Linked DNA regions of Homo sapiens: region 2 is linked to region 1. A link is a contact called in ENCODE Hi-C or POLR2A ChIA-PET data. All regions are on one chromosome and are shown on one strand. The core of a region is the stretch at or near the end of the contact, and the rest is flanking DNA. Distances in the headings are between cores, read along the strand shown. Region 1 overlaps TMEM8B (transmembrane protein 8B). Region 2 holds the start of NPR2 (natriuretic peptide receptor 2).

Region 1 (6,211 bases), core at 2,658-5,157:
AGAGAATATCTTCAGCTTAGCTGTTCCCTGAGCCAGGGATCCTTTTAACTCTACTATCCTCCAGCCCTGAGAGCAGGGACCGCTTTCCCATCAGCCAACCTGAGGCCTGGTCTGTGGCTTCATGTGGTCTTTTATGGGACACGGCTTAGAACTTTCTAGTCGTCCTGTTAGAGCCATTTATTCAACCTGAAGATATTTCTTATTTACATAATCAAATTCTCTCTTTGTTCTAGCTAAGACTGTATGTATTTTGTGTTTGCTTATTGCCATGCCTCTGGGCAATGACAGTGAGATCTTGATTCGACCTTGAAACCGTAGACCCTGAATTAGAGGACAGCCTTACGCATACTTGTTCTTTCTTCCTCAGTACCCTGAGAATAGAAGCCTAGCCCTCCTGCAGCCCCTCACCCTTTCCCTCTCTGCATTCCCATCCATTCACTTTAATGAGCATCTGTTTACATTCCATCCATCTGCATTCTATGACGCGTGCTAAGCACCTCAGCCTGTTCTGTTTATTCTGAAAGGTATTTCCTCCAAATATTTTGATTTTTTTTTCTCCCCTTGGATCAAGAACTGGACATTTGGATCAGAGAACTGCATATACTTTTTTCTTTGGCTCCCTCCTAGAAAGACTTTCACTGAGTAATACTTTGGCATATTGCCCCGGGCTTGCATTGAAGGAAGTTATATAAGGAAGTTGTATGAAACTCACTCTTGTGGCTGAGGACAGGATGCATGACAACACACAGTGCCGCTTTGATGAGAATTTATCTCAGAACTTCCCCTTTGGATGCTGTGATTCTCCAGAGACTCTGATTAGCTTTTATATTATGTAGTTGCAAATCTGGTAACTCATGATACTTCCTTTGCTTTGGTTGCTTGGAAGGCAGTATCAAATATATGGCCTACCTTAGGGACAGACTTTATTTTCCTGTCCTGATTTTTAAGTTTCCCTCAGGCATTTATTATATTCTATTTTATGTAAGCTGCCTCAAATCCTTCTTGAATGAGGTGAGCTTATGGCATCCTGTTGCCTTTATTCTTGTAGACAACACCTTACATTTACTCTTGCAGATATCTGGTTTCTTTTAATCCCAGCCAGGTTGCTACATTTAATCTCTTGGGCATTCTGTTACCACTGTTCAGTACCTAGGATCATTTCACCTGAGTTGGAGTGAGTGTCTTCATGCTCCACCTGTCTTGGGGTCCAGGTGAAGATGATGGGAAACCTTACAATTGCCTTTGTCCACAATTAGTTTCTATAACTGGCAACAGCCCTCCTTCTCCTTAATGAGCTAGATAGGACTGAAAAAGAGGGTGTTCTCTCTTGCTTGGACAGAATTGAAACACTTCTGCCCAAAGAACAGATTCAAAATTGGGCCTTGCCGTCTCATCAGTCCTTGAAAGATTTCTGCTGTGGAGGATCTGTTGTTTTTCAGTTTTTCTGTTCTGAGAATGGAGGTGAGAGAGCAGCTTTGGCGTGGAGAGCGCCGGGAGGAATGGGCTGTCCTTGGAAGGTGTGGGTTAACAGGGGTGGGAGTCTGAGGGTGGCGGTGGGTGGAGATGGAGGATGTGGCGGCCTCACTTCCATACCTGCCCTCCCCAGAGCTCCGTGCGCCAGGAAAACGTGACGGTGTTTGGATGCTTGACTCACGAGGTGCCCTTGAGCCTGGGGGATGCAGCAGTGACCTGTTCCAAAGGTGAGGTGAGGAATGGGGGAGGAGAGGAAGCTGCAGTGTGGGGGTGGTGGTGGCGGGCAGAGGTGAAGGTGGGGAGGGATGGAATGGAGGAATGATAGGCTAGGGTTCCGGGAAGTGGGAGCAGGTGGGTGAGGGTTCTTGGGTTCTGACCCCTCCTCCCTCTCACTGACTCCTTCCTTCTCCCTTCAGAGTCCCTGGCCGGCTTCCTCCTCTCTGTCAGTGCCACCACCAGGGTTGCCAGGCTGCGAATCCCATTCCCGCAGACGGGGACCTGGTTCCTGGCCCTCCGCTCCCTGTGCGGGGTGGGGCCTCGGTGAGCGGTGCGGGGCGGGGCCAGGGCTGGGACCGGGACTTGGCGGGGGTGGCCCGGGGCCCCAGGTGACTGCGAGTTTGTGCGCAGGTTCGTGCGGTGCCGCAACGCGACGGCCGAGGTGCGGATGCGCACCTTCCTGTCCCCATGCGTGGACGACTGCGGGCCCTACGGCCAGTGCAAGCTGCTGCGCACACACAATTATCTGTACGCAGCCTGCGAGTGCAAGGCCGGTGAGCAGGCTGGCGAGGGAGCGGGCTGCGGTGGACTGGAGGTGGACCTGCTGGGCCTGTGGGCAGGCGGCGGGAGTAGGGGAGTGCGCAGCCTGAATTGGGGACGGGTTTGGCAGAGCCGGGGTGAGACCACCCTCCACAAGCTGTGGCGTAGGCCCATAGCTGCCGTCTGTTCTCTTCCATTCTGTGCCTTCCCCACCCGCAGGGTGGAGAGGCTGGGGCTGCACCGACAGTGCAGATGCGCTCACCTATGGATTCCAGCTGCTGTCCACACTCCTGCTCTGCCTGAGCAACCTCATGTTTCTGCCACCTGTGGTCCTGGCCATTCGGAGTCGATATGTGCTGGAAGCTGCAGTCTACACCTTCACCATGTTCTTCTCCACGGTATGCGGTGGTGTCTGCATCTTATCACTGGGTGCTTGTGCATGGTGGTGGGTCACAGTCTGTATTTCCACCACGTTCTCCGAGGGTTTGGGAATGTCTGTGCCTTCACTGTGTCTTCTACAGACAGAGACAGCAGTGCTTCCCAAACTGTCATGCATAGATAATGGTCATTTTTGTAAGACACATTGGAGTAAATGAACAAAACTGTTTGCAACTTAATAAAGTAAGTTTGGGCCTCCAGCTGTTCCACACTCTGTCCACCCTGAGGGCTGAGGGGACCTTTACTCAAATCATGGGCCAAGAAACTGGCCTAAAGTATGGATTTGTGTCTGCACAGTCACCATGTTCTCTGTATGGGGGCAGGAAATCTATGCTTTCCCCCACACCTCTGCACACAGTGTCTTCATCTTCACCACATTCTTCCATGATATGAGAGCTAGCTAGCTACTCTGAGCTCCCCTTCTCCGTCGCACTGGGGACCTGCACATCGTTAGCACGTTCGTTCCTGTGGTCTGAAATGGCGTTCCCATTCAGTCACCATGCCACCTTGATTTCTCATGAGAACTTTGGAAAGATAGAGGGGATCTCTCTATTGGGGGATTATAGGACAATCTGACTCTCAGAGTCCTGAGAAGCTTTACAGACTCAACTATGTCCTGAGGCATTGTCGGAAGTGGCAGTGTCATATCACATCCCAGCTCAAAGGAGTGCATTTTGATGAAGATTAATATAGTTTAAAACCCCTCCATTCCCATTGCAGAATTGCCACAATCTCTTTCCTGTGTTTTCCTCACTCCTCCATAATCAGAAAAGTTCATTATAAGCAAGCGTCCAGAAACTATAAGGAAAGGTAGAGAAGTGAGCCTGCTAATGTTACTTAACCCCCAAGTAGACTTTTTACCCCTGAAGTGTCACATCTGGGAATCTTTTCAACTCATCTCTAGGCTCTTGGCACCATGTGACATGCATGTGAGCACTGCAAAAACTCTTAGATGGTTTCAGACTGCTCAGGCCTTGTCAGCAAGGATATCACAGAAAGCAAGACAGGCCTTCCTGGCATCCTGCATTACTAGGTCAGACATATGTCTAAATTAGAAAAATCATAGTTCTCATCTGGGAGAAAGCAGGGGCAAATGTGCTGAAACTGAGGGGCCTGGGTCCTCCTGGAGATTCATCCAGAGATGAGGAAGAAGAGTCTGCAACCATGCTGCAGAGAGAGATCTTGGCCCTTTAAGCTGGGTGAGAAGCATATACCCCAGTTTTGCTTGATTGGCCCCTTTTTAGGCCTGCCCCCACAGTGCCTCATTCTATTTTTATGTTAGACACTGTTTCTCTTTCGTATTGCCAGATGCCCTTTCTACTGTGGCTCACCAAATCCTCCAGCAACAGCTGTTCTACCAGCCCACTCTCGGCTACATGCAGATCGAATGTGATTCATAATTAGTAAGAATACCTAAGTGTGTCAGGAGCCTGAAGCATGTAGGGAGAGCATATTCACTCTCTGGACTTGACACAAGTATCCTGATTGGCTCCAGAGTGTTCAGTGCTAGATGACTCTTCCTTATCTGGATACAGTGGCTGTCAGCCTGAAAAGACCTTCCCTGTAGCAGGAGTACTAGGAGAGCCTCAAGTGCCTGGCACCACATAAAAAGCTCCCGGTTTCTTTCTTTGTTTTTTTTCTTTTTTTTTTTTTTTTTGAGACAGAGTCTTGCTGTGTTGCCCAGGCTGGAGTGCAGTGGCGCGATCTTAGCTCACTGCAACCTCCGCCTCCCAGGTTCAAGCGATTCTCCTGCCTCAGCCTCCTGAGTAGCTGGGACTACAGGCGCATGCCACCACACCTAGCTAATTTTTGTATTTTTAGTAGAGACAGGATTTCACCATGTTGGCCAAGTTGGTCTCGATCTCCTGACCTCGTGAACCACCCACCTTGGCCTCCCAAAGTGCTGGGATTACTGGTGTGAGCCACTGCGCCGGGCCAAAATCTCACATTTTCTTAAATAAGGCAATAAGGAAAAGCTACTGGCTTTGAGTTGTTGCCTAAAGTCCTGCTCTCACTCCTGTTCTTTTCCACATGGGCCAGAACATAAAACTATGTTTTCTGTTTTCCCTGCAGGTTCTCTGTGGTCCCTCCTTGCCATTCGTAGACTTATTTCATTCTGCAGCAGTGTCCATTTAAGGACCCATTGGTCAAATTGCAGTTGTCAGTACTAGGACAGGAGATAACAGTCCTCTTCCTTGTCTTCAAATAATCCAGGACAGTCTACACTTGGGAGTAGTAATCCATTCTTATCTGGAACATAGGAGCAGACAGTAGGTTTATAATTCAGGAGTTTACAGATGTAAAATATGTTTTGAAAAAACAAAAACAGGCCACAAACTTAGCATTTGATTTTTGTATATAGGCAAACAATTCAGATAATGATTACAACAAAATGACATACACTGAATATGTGCTGTTTCAGACACTGCTAATTTAATCCTCACAATAGTACTGTTATAGTTGATACATGCTTTTATTCTTGTCATCCTTTTTTTGTAGATAAGGGAAAGTTAAATATTTTGCCTGAGGTAGAAGGTGAGTATCTACCTTAGAATCTGGGTGAGCCTGACTCCAGATCCCTCACATGTAACAGATGATATTGCTCCCTTTGCACCAGGGCAGTGAGCATGCATTGATATGCTTTTAACCCAACTTCAGTTTCTCTTAAGTCCTGGAGTATGTAGAAAAAGGCATGGCCCCAGTTTAGTAGTTCTCACCAAATTCTTAAAAGATAAGAGCCGATCAAGAGATCTGAAAATACAACTAAGCCAAATATAAGAAACCATCAGGACAAAGATATCAAACATTTTAATTGTGCAACTTGAACCCGTACTGTTCAAACTGTGTATCCATCACAGTGCTCCTTGAATCCTTGTAATTAGATCTCAGAAGACCCAGACAGAGCTGGCATTCTGGGGCTGTGCAGGTGTCCTTGCTGATTGCTGGCATCCTGGCTACAAGCCCACCTTCTCATTACGCCTTATATCCCTCAGACCATCCCAGGTCATTCTCACTGTCTCTTGGCAAAATCCCATAACTGTTTCCAAGAGAAAATGAAAGCAGAAAACAGGAAATAAGGGAGTAACAGCAAGTTCCATTATATTCCAATCTGGGCATGGATTAACTACGTTTGCGTTTATAGTCCACATTCTGCAGTGCCTGGATAGCCCATTTTGGAGCATTAGATGCACTGTTACAAAAATGTAAAATTCCACAGAAAAAAAACCTTGCAGGATAATTTCCCTACATTGCTTCATAAATAATGGCCAAAGCTGAGAAAGTTATCAACTTAGATTAGAATTATATTAATAGAAGTCAGTTTGTAGTCTAATTTTTTTTTCTTAAATTCCCTGATTTTTCTATGTCACTTCTACTTCTTTTTATTGCTGTTGACAAAAGGAATGCCAATCTAAAAATTAGTCCACGGTTTTTAGTGGACTAATTCCCTCACACTACAATTTTAATTTAACTCTACCCCTGTGGATTTTTCACAACCTTAAACAATCTCTTTGACCTTTTAGTATACCTGGAAAATAATTAGTCG
Region 2 (6,211 bases), core at 3,712-6,211, 57 kb before region 1:
TTAAATTTCTCTCTTAGGAATCTTTGGCCATCTATGAAACAATTTCCATGGGAAAATGACTTGTTTGGACTGTATTTTCACAAAGCTGATATTTCTGGCCCTTAGAATATGATACCTGTTTGTCTAAAAAACATATATCTATTCAGGTAAGTTGGAAACTGAGATCTGATTTGAAAACATTTTGGGCTGGGCGTGGTGGCTCACGCCTGTAATCCCAGCACTTTGGGAGGCCGAGGTGGGCAGATCACGAGGTCAGGAGATCAAGACCATCCTGGCAAACATGGTGAAACCCCGTCTCTACTAAAAATACAAAAAAAAAAATTAGCCGGGCGTGGTGGCGGGCGCCTGTAGTTCCAGCTACTCGGGAGGCTGAGGCAAGAGAATGGTATTAACCCGGGAGGCGGAGCTTGCAGTGAGCCGAGAATGAGCCACTGCACTGTAGCCTGGGCGACAGTGTAAGACTCTGTCAAAAAAAAAAATTTTTTTTTTTAAATAATAAATTAAAAAAAATAAAAAAGAAAATATTTTGAACTTACAAAGATGTATATGAATTCAAAGTAAAAACCCTTGACCCTTTAAACAATCACAGCAGCGCCCACCGCTGCCCCCTTTTTTTTTGAGATGGAGACTCACTCTTTCCCCCAGGCTGGAGTGCAGAGGTGCAGTCTCGGCTCACTGCAACCTCCACCTCCCAGATTCAAGCGATTCTCCTACCTCAGCCTCCTGAGTAGCTGGGATTACAGGTGCCTGCCACCACGCCCAGGTAATTTTTGTATTTTTAGTAGAGATGGGGTTTTGCCATGTTGGCCAGGCTGATCTTGAACTCCTTACCTCAGGAGATCTGCCTGCCTTGGCCTCCCAAAGTGCTGGGATTACAGGCATGAGTCACCATGCCTGGCCCACAGCAGCCCTTTGAGGCTGTTGAATATCTGTGAGAAGATGAACTGGATCTTAGATCTACAACCATACTGTGCACTGCTGCGTGGCTGGGAGGGAAGTAGGAGTTGGAGGGGAACTGGAGGTTTGACCTAATTTCAGGATTCTGTCTCTCCCTTATGGGGCTAAAATAAAGAATGCAGAATTTGAGTAAAGTCTCTATTTGCTTTCTATATACTTTGCTACATTTCTTTTTCTACATTACTTTCTCCTTTTCTATTGAGATGTGTTGTGAAGTGTATCTTTCCTGCCTTATTTGATCTACCTTTCTATGGCTGTTCTCTGCCCTCTGTTGGCAGGTTCTCTTGGACCTGTCCGTCTGTGTGCAGGGGACAATTGCATGGAGTCAAAGCCCATTTCTGCTAGTCAGGTCAGCAGAGAAGATATTTTGTTTTCTGGAATTCTGTAGGCCTGGGAGGCATGATCTGGTGTAGAACAAACCTGAGGATCCAGATTCAGCTGCACAAATAGGTTTGTTATAAAACGTTTAATGCTGTCAGTTTGGGGCATCAGAGCCTATCACGAAAATTAGCATGAGCCCGAATCCCATGGTGGTTGCAGAGCTCAACTAGGGTCTTGAGGCACCTTTGGCCTGAGTGTAACCAGGATTAGGATTTCTTTTGAAGAAGGGACAGGGCAGCTTGGAAACCATAGGAGATTCTAGCAGCTGGCCAATTTGATGCTCTGCAGTTTAGTTCTGGATCAGAAATAAGGTGTTTGGGGCCGGGCGTGGTGGCTTACGCCTGTAATCCCAGCACTTTGGGAATCTGAGGCGAGTGGATCACTTGAGGTCAGGAGTTCGAGACCAGCTGGCCAACATGGTGAAACGCTGTCTCTACTAAAAACAAAAATTAGCTGGGCATGGTGGCGGGCGCCTGTAATCCCAGCTACTTGGAAGGCTGAGGCAGGAGAATCACTTGAACCTGGGAGATGGAGGTTGCAGTGAGCCGAGATTGCGCCACTACATTCCAGCCTGAGTAACAGAGTGAGACTCTGTCTCAAAAAAAGAAAAAAAAAAAAAGAAAAAGAAAGAGGGTGTTGATTGACCCTATCCAGAAGAAATTATAGCTGGTATCTGTTTGTGGATTAGAAGAAGGCCATGACAGTGCTACAAAGAGAAAGTTGGACCCTAGCTGGTTGCTGCTTAGGCCAGTAGAATCTAGATTTCCTAGGTTTTCTATGTATTGCAGCATGGTCACCAAATACAGCCAAAATATTATTGCCCATATCAATGACAGCAGTGATAGCTTGGATAGTGGGATATATACATAACCGAAGTTCTCATTTATTTAATATTTTCAGCTTTCCCTCAAACATGAAAAAATAAACACCAAAAGCCTTTCACTGTGTGTTAATAAAAAACCTCATTAGGGGATTTATCTTTTATCTCCCCACTCCTTCCCACTTCCCTTTTGTCTTTTAAATTTTATTTTTAGTTTTTACTTATGTTTTCTTTTCCTTTCTTTCTTTCTTTTTTCTTTTGAGATGGAGTCTTGCTCTGTCGCACAGTGGCGCGATCTCTGCTCACTGCAATGTCCGCCTCCCAGATTCAAGCGGTTTTCCTGCCCCAGCCTCCCAAGTAGCTGGGATTACAGGTGCCCACCACCACGCCCAGCTAATTTTTGTGTTTTTAGTAGAGACGAGATTTCACCTTGTTGGCCAGCCTAGTCTCGAACTCCTGACCTCAAACAATCCTCCTACCTTGGCCTCCTAAAGTGCTGGGATTACAGGCGTGAGCCACTGCACCAGGCTCCTTCCACTTCCTTTTTTTTTTTTTTTTTTTTTGAGACAGGGTCTTGCTGTCACCCAGGCTGCCTCTATCCTCTGGGATCAAGCGATCCCCCCACCTCAGCCTCCCAAGTAGCTGGGACCACAGGTTCGTGCCACCATATCTGATTGATTTGTTTGGTTTTTAATAGAGATTATAGGCATTACAGGCAAGAGCCACCGTGCCTGGCCCCTTCCTACTTTCTAGTTAACTGGCCAACTGGGAGGAAAAGGGAAAGGCAAGATGCTTGAATGTTTAATCCCTAACATAATGAAGAATAGTCCTTAATGTTCAGAATAATGACATATGATGCACTTGTACTTGCGTAGGAGTCTGGGTGACAGTGGTGGCTGATCCTCACTGAGGGCTGCAGGTGTTCCAGAGAGACTTGCCTGGGTTTGGTGGCTATTATATTGTAAGCACAGCTTTCTACAGTAAGTTCCATGAGTCAGCAAAATATCTATAAAGAGCCTCTCCTTGGAGACCATGAAACCTGCATTTTAATCTCTCTTTTGCAACTAAAAAGCCATGTGGGATTGGGGGAGAGGAGCAAGTAAGGACACTGCGACCTTCCTCTCTGGGATTTGGTTTTCAATTATCTTTAAATGAGAGGGCTAAACAATATATTTATATGATCCTCTTAGCCCTGCCATTCTGTAATTCTTTCAGGAATTTTGTCATTTTGGATTTGCTTGTCTCATAAAACAATGTGTAGTTGCTTAAAAATCAACTATTCTATTTGGTTGACTTGGTCTAAAGTATTTCTCATGTTGTCTCGTCATTCTTTTGACTGTTCCTTTTTTTTTTTTTTGCCTTGGCCAGATAGGACAAAATTCCTTTTCACTGCAGTATTGGGAGCCTGGAACTAGAGTTACCAACCCCTCTGCGTTAAAGAAGGAGCTGTCCTGAGGCTTCCATCTCTACTGGGCTTGAGGCAAGAACATTGTTAGGGACGGCCTGCTCTTGGCCTCTGTGCCCCAGGGATTGCAAATGCATGTTCCTCAAAGGTAAGGGCTGTATCATTCGGCTTTCTTTGTATTCACAGGTACAGCTTGTGCTAGGCAGCCGGTGTTCAATAAATATCGTGCCTAAGGATAAAGTGGCATTGTCCTTAATTTCCCCCACCAAACCACTAGGTGTCGCCTTCATCTCAGGGAAACCATGCCCGTCCTCGCCCTATACACTCCCACCCCACTCCAGGGCTCCAGGAGCGCTCTTAGCTTGTGATTTCTGGAGAAATAGCTTGAAGGGGGGAGAGAAACCGTGGCTCTTAGCGCGGGCAGAGAATGGGCTTATGTGCATGTCCTTTATGACAGTTGGAGAAAAATCCCCAAGGTCCCATAGCAGTCCCTCTCAGCCACCATGAGATCATCCCTCACAAGCTGTTCTTGGGGTCAGATTGGCACTCCAGATATGAGGGCCCTAGGGAGAGCTTCCTAAGGGAAGCTGGGAGCAAGGTGGAACCCCAGGAGAGCGTGGATGGGCTTCCACTGCGGGGAGTGTCCCGCCGGTCCGTTACAGGCTTTCCCCAGGCGCCAGCCTGCGCTGTGCAGGAGACAAAAGAAAATCGAGGCCCTGACTGAGCAGATGGTGCGGAGGAAGCCGGGCGGGCTGCGGTGGGCCTCTGAGGACACGAGGAGGGCAGGGGGCATGGAGACAGCGGGGGGCCGAGAGTTGAGTCCCAAGCAAGAAGGAGCCTCGTGGACTTTCTAAGGACTGGTGGGAAGTGTACAGCAGGGGCCCCTGGCTGCTGGAGGGGCCCGTCCAGGGAGCGGGCATGGTCCGCGGTGGAGTAAGCCGCACTGCCGTCGGGAGGGCGCTATGGTTTGCTAGGTGAGGGGGCTGGTGAGGATACCACACGTCTGGGGATCCTCGACTGCTTCCTGGAGACTGGAACCACTGAGGGACTCAGGGAGTTCAGAGGGGAGACCCAAGAAGAACGGGCTGAGCGAGGGGGAGAGGACAAACCCTGGGGTCGCTGGCGTGTGTGAGATGGAAATGGAAGGAGGGGCGGCAGGGGGACCAGGGGCGTGGGGGAGACCAGGGTAGGCCCTGAGAGTGAGGGAGCGCCCGGGAACCCTGCTGGCCGGCGAGGCCTTGGTGCGGAGCCCCCAAGTGCTCACCGGGGTGGGTTTGGGACCTGGCGGTCCCGAGCGCCCGGGTGGGGGGTGGGGGAAGGCAGCCGGCGCCGGAGGGTGGGGCCGGGAGGGAGGAGGAGAGGCAGCGGGGGAGGGGCGGGGGCGGGCGGCCTGCCCGGGGGAGTCGCACTCGGCCGCCGGCGCAGCGAGCGGAGACGGGCCGGGCCGAGGCGACCTGACCCGGACGAGCGGCGCGCGCGGGGCCCAGGCGGGGGGCGGGAGGAAGCGCCGGGCAGCGCCGGCCGCCAGGGCCCAGGAGAAGCGGAGCAGAGAGGAGCGGGGACACGGGCGGGGCCGCCGTAGCTCCGGATGGGACCAGCGCCCGGGCCCGTTAGTCCAAGCAGGAGCTCCGGGAGAATCCTTCACAGGGAGATTTACCCCTGCCTTCCCCTGCCCTCCGGCCCAGGCCTCGCTTCGCTCCCCGCCTGCCCATGATCCCAGTCCTTCCGCGGCGCGGGCACCCTCCCACCTTACCCCCTTGGTCCTATGTGGCGCAGCGCCCTCCTGCCCTCCCGGCCCTTTCAGCTGTGAGGTTCCCCCAGGCCGTTTCTTTGTACCACCCGCCCCCCACCCCCACCCCATCCCAGTCCCAGATCCCCTTTTCCTTCTCAGCTTTAGATTTATCAGGCTTCTTCACCTCGCACTGTCCCCATCCTGGCCGCAGGCCCCCTCGGTCCCTCCCTCCCCCTGCCACCCCGTTCTCAGTCCTCAGTCCTTGCCCTAGGCTGGTAGCCCACTCCTTGCCCGCCCCCCGCCTTCCTCCCATCTCCCCCTCCTCTCCCCGGCCCCCAGCACCTTCTGCATCCCAGCCTACCTAGCCTACTCCTCCTCTTCCTGGCCCTCTTCCCCAGGCTCCAGGCTGGGGGGTGCTCGCGTCTCCCCTGTAGGCCAGAGCAGCCCCAAGTTCTGGGGGCGGTGGGGCTGCTGCTTTATCCCCATGGCGCTGCCATCACTTCTGCTGTTGGTGGCAGCCCTGGCAGGTGGGGTGCGTCCTCCCGGGGCGCGGAACCTGACGCTGGCGGTGGTGCTGCCAGAACACAACCTGAGCTATGCCTGGGCCTGGCCACGGGTGGGACCCGCTGTGGCACTAGCTGTGGAGGCTCTGGGCCGGGCACTGCCCGTGGACCTGCGGTTTGTCAGCTCCGAACTGGAAGGCGCCTGCTCTGAGTACCTGGCACCGCTGAGCGCTGTGGACCTCAAGCTGTACCATGACCCCGACCTGCTGTTAGGTCCCGGTTGCGTGTACCCTGCTGCCTCTGTGGCCCGCTTTGCCTCCCACTGGCGCCTTCCCCTGCTGACTGCGGGTGCTGTGGCCTCTGGTTTTTCGGCTAAGAATGACCATTATCGTACCCTGGTTCGCACTGGCCCC

Evidence for each region. A loop is a pair of places that touch in the nucleus more often than their neighbours do. ChIA-PET counts read pairs that join two places held with the same protein, here RNA polymerase II (POLR2A). Pooled maps may share reads with other maps.
Region 2: a loop to region 1 is called in a pooled map, with 2.9 times the contacts of the local background. The contact joins the promoter of NPR2 here to the enhancer-like site in region 1. A Hi-C loop is called at or near these places in 4 of 168 maps with a recorded cell type or tissue (HCT116, heart left ventricle, mesothelial cell of epicardium and 1 more), 2 of 37 single-sample maps with no recorded cell type and 7 of 50 pooled maps. POLR2A ChIA-PET finds 5 or more read pairs at or near these places in 4 of 52 experiments (GM12878, H1, Panc1 and 1 more).

What each region holds. Positions count from the first base shown.
Region 1 is chr9:35,844,369-35,850,579 of GRCh38, forward strand. It overlaps TMEM8B (transmembrane protein 8B), which reads left to right. Exons shown (of 13, transcript NM_001042590.4): 7 at 1,607-1,700; 8 at 1,890-2,013; 9 at 2,101-2,243; 10 at 2,449-2,627. Among named protein-coding and RNA genes, the nearest start is that of TMEM8B, 18 kb to the left of the region's middle. RefSeq lists a silencer at 244-538 and enhancers at 2,008-2,883, 3,677-3,816, 4,007-4,076, 4,107-4,226. Within about 2 kb of position 3,908, at least 7 of the 41 ENCODE cell types and tissues checked have a DNase peak (open chromatin) inside an H3K27ac peak, as active enhancers do; they include GM12878, where a contact is called at or near this core.
Region 2 is chr9:35,786,630-35,792,840 of GRCh38, forward strand. It overlaps NPR2 (natriuretic peptide receptor 2), which reads left to right and starts at 4,962. Exons shown (of 22, transcript NM_003995.4): 1 at 4,962-6,211. The coding sequence starts at 5,780. It also overlaps a transcript of RGP1 not described here.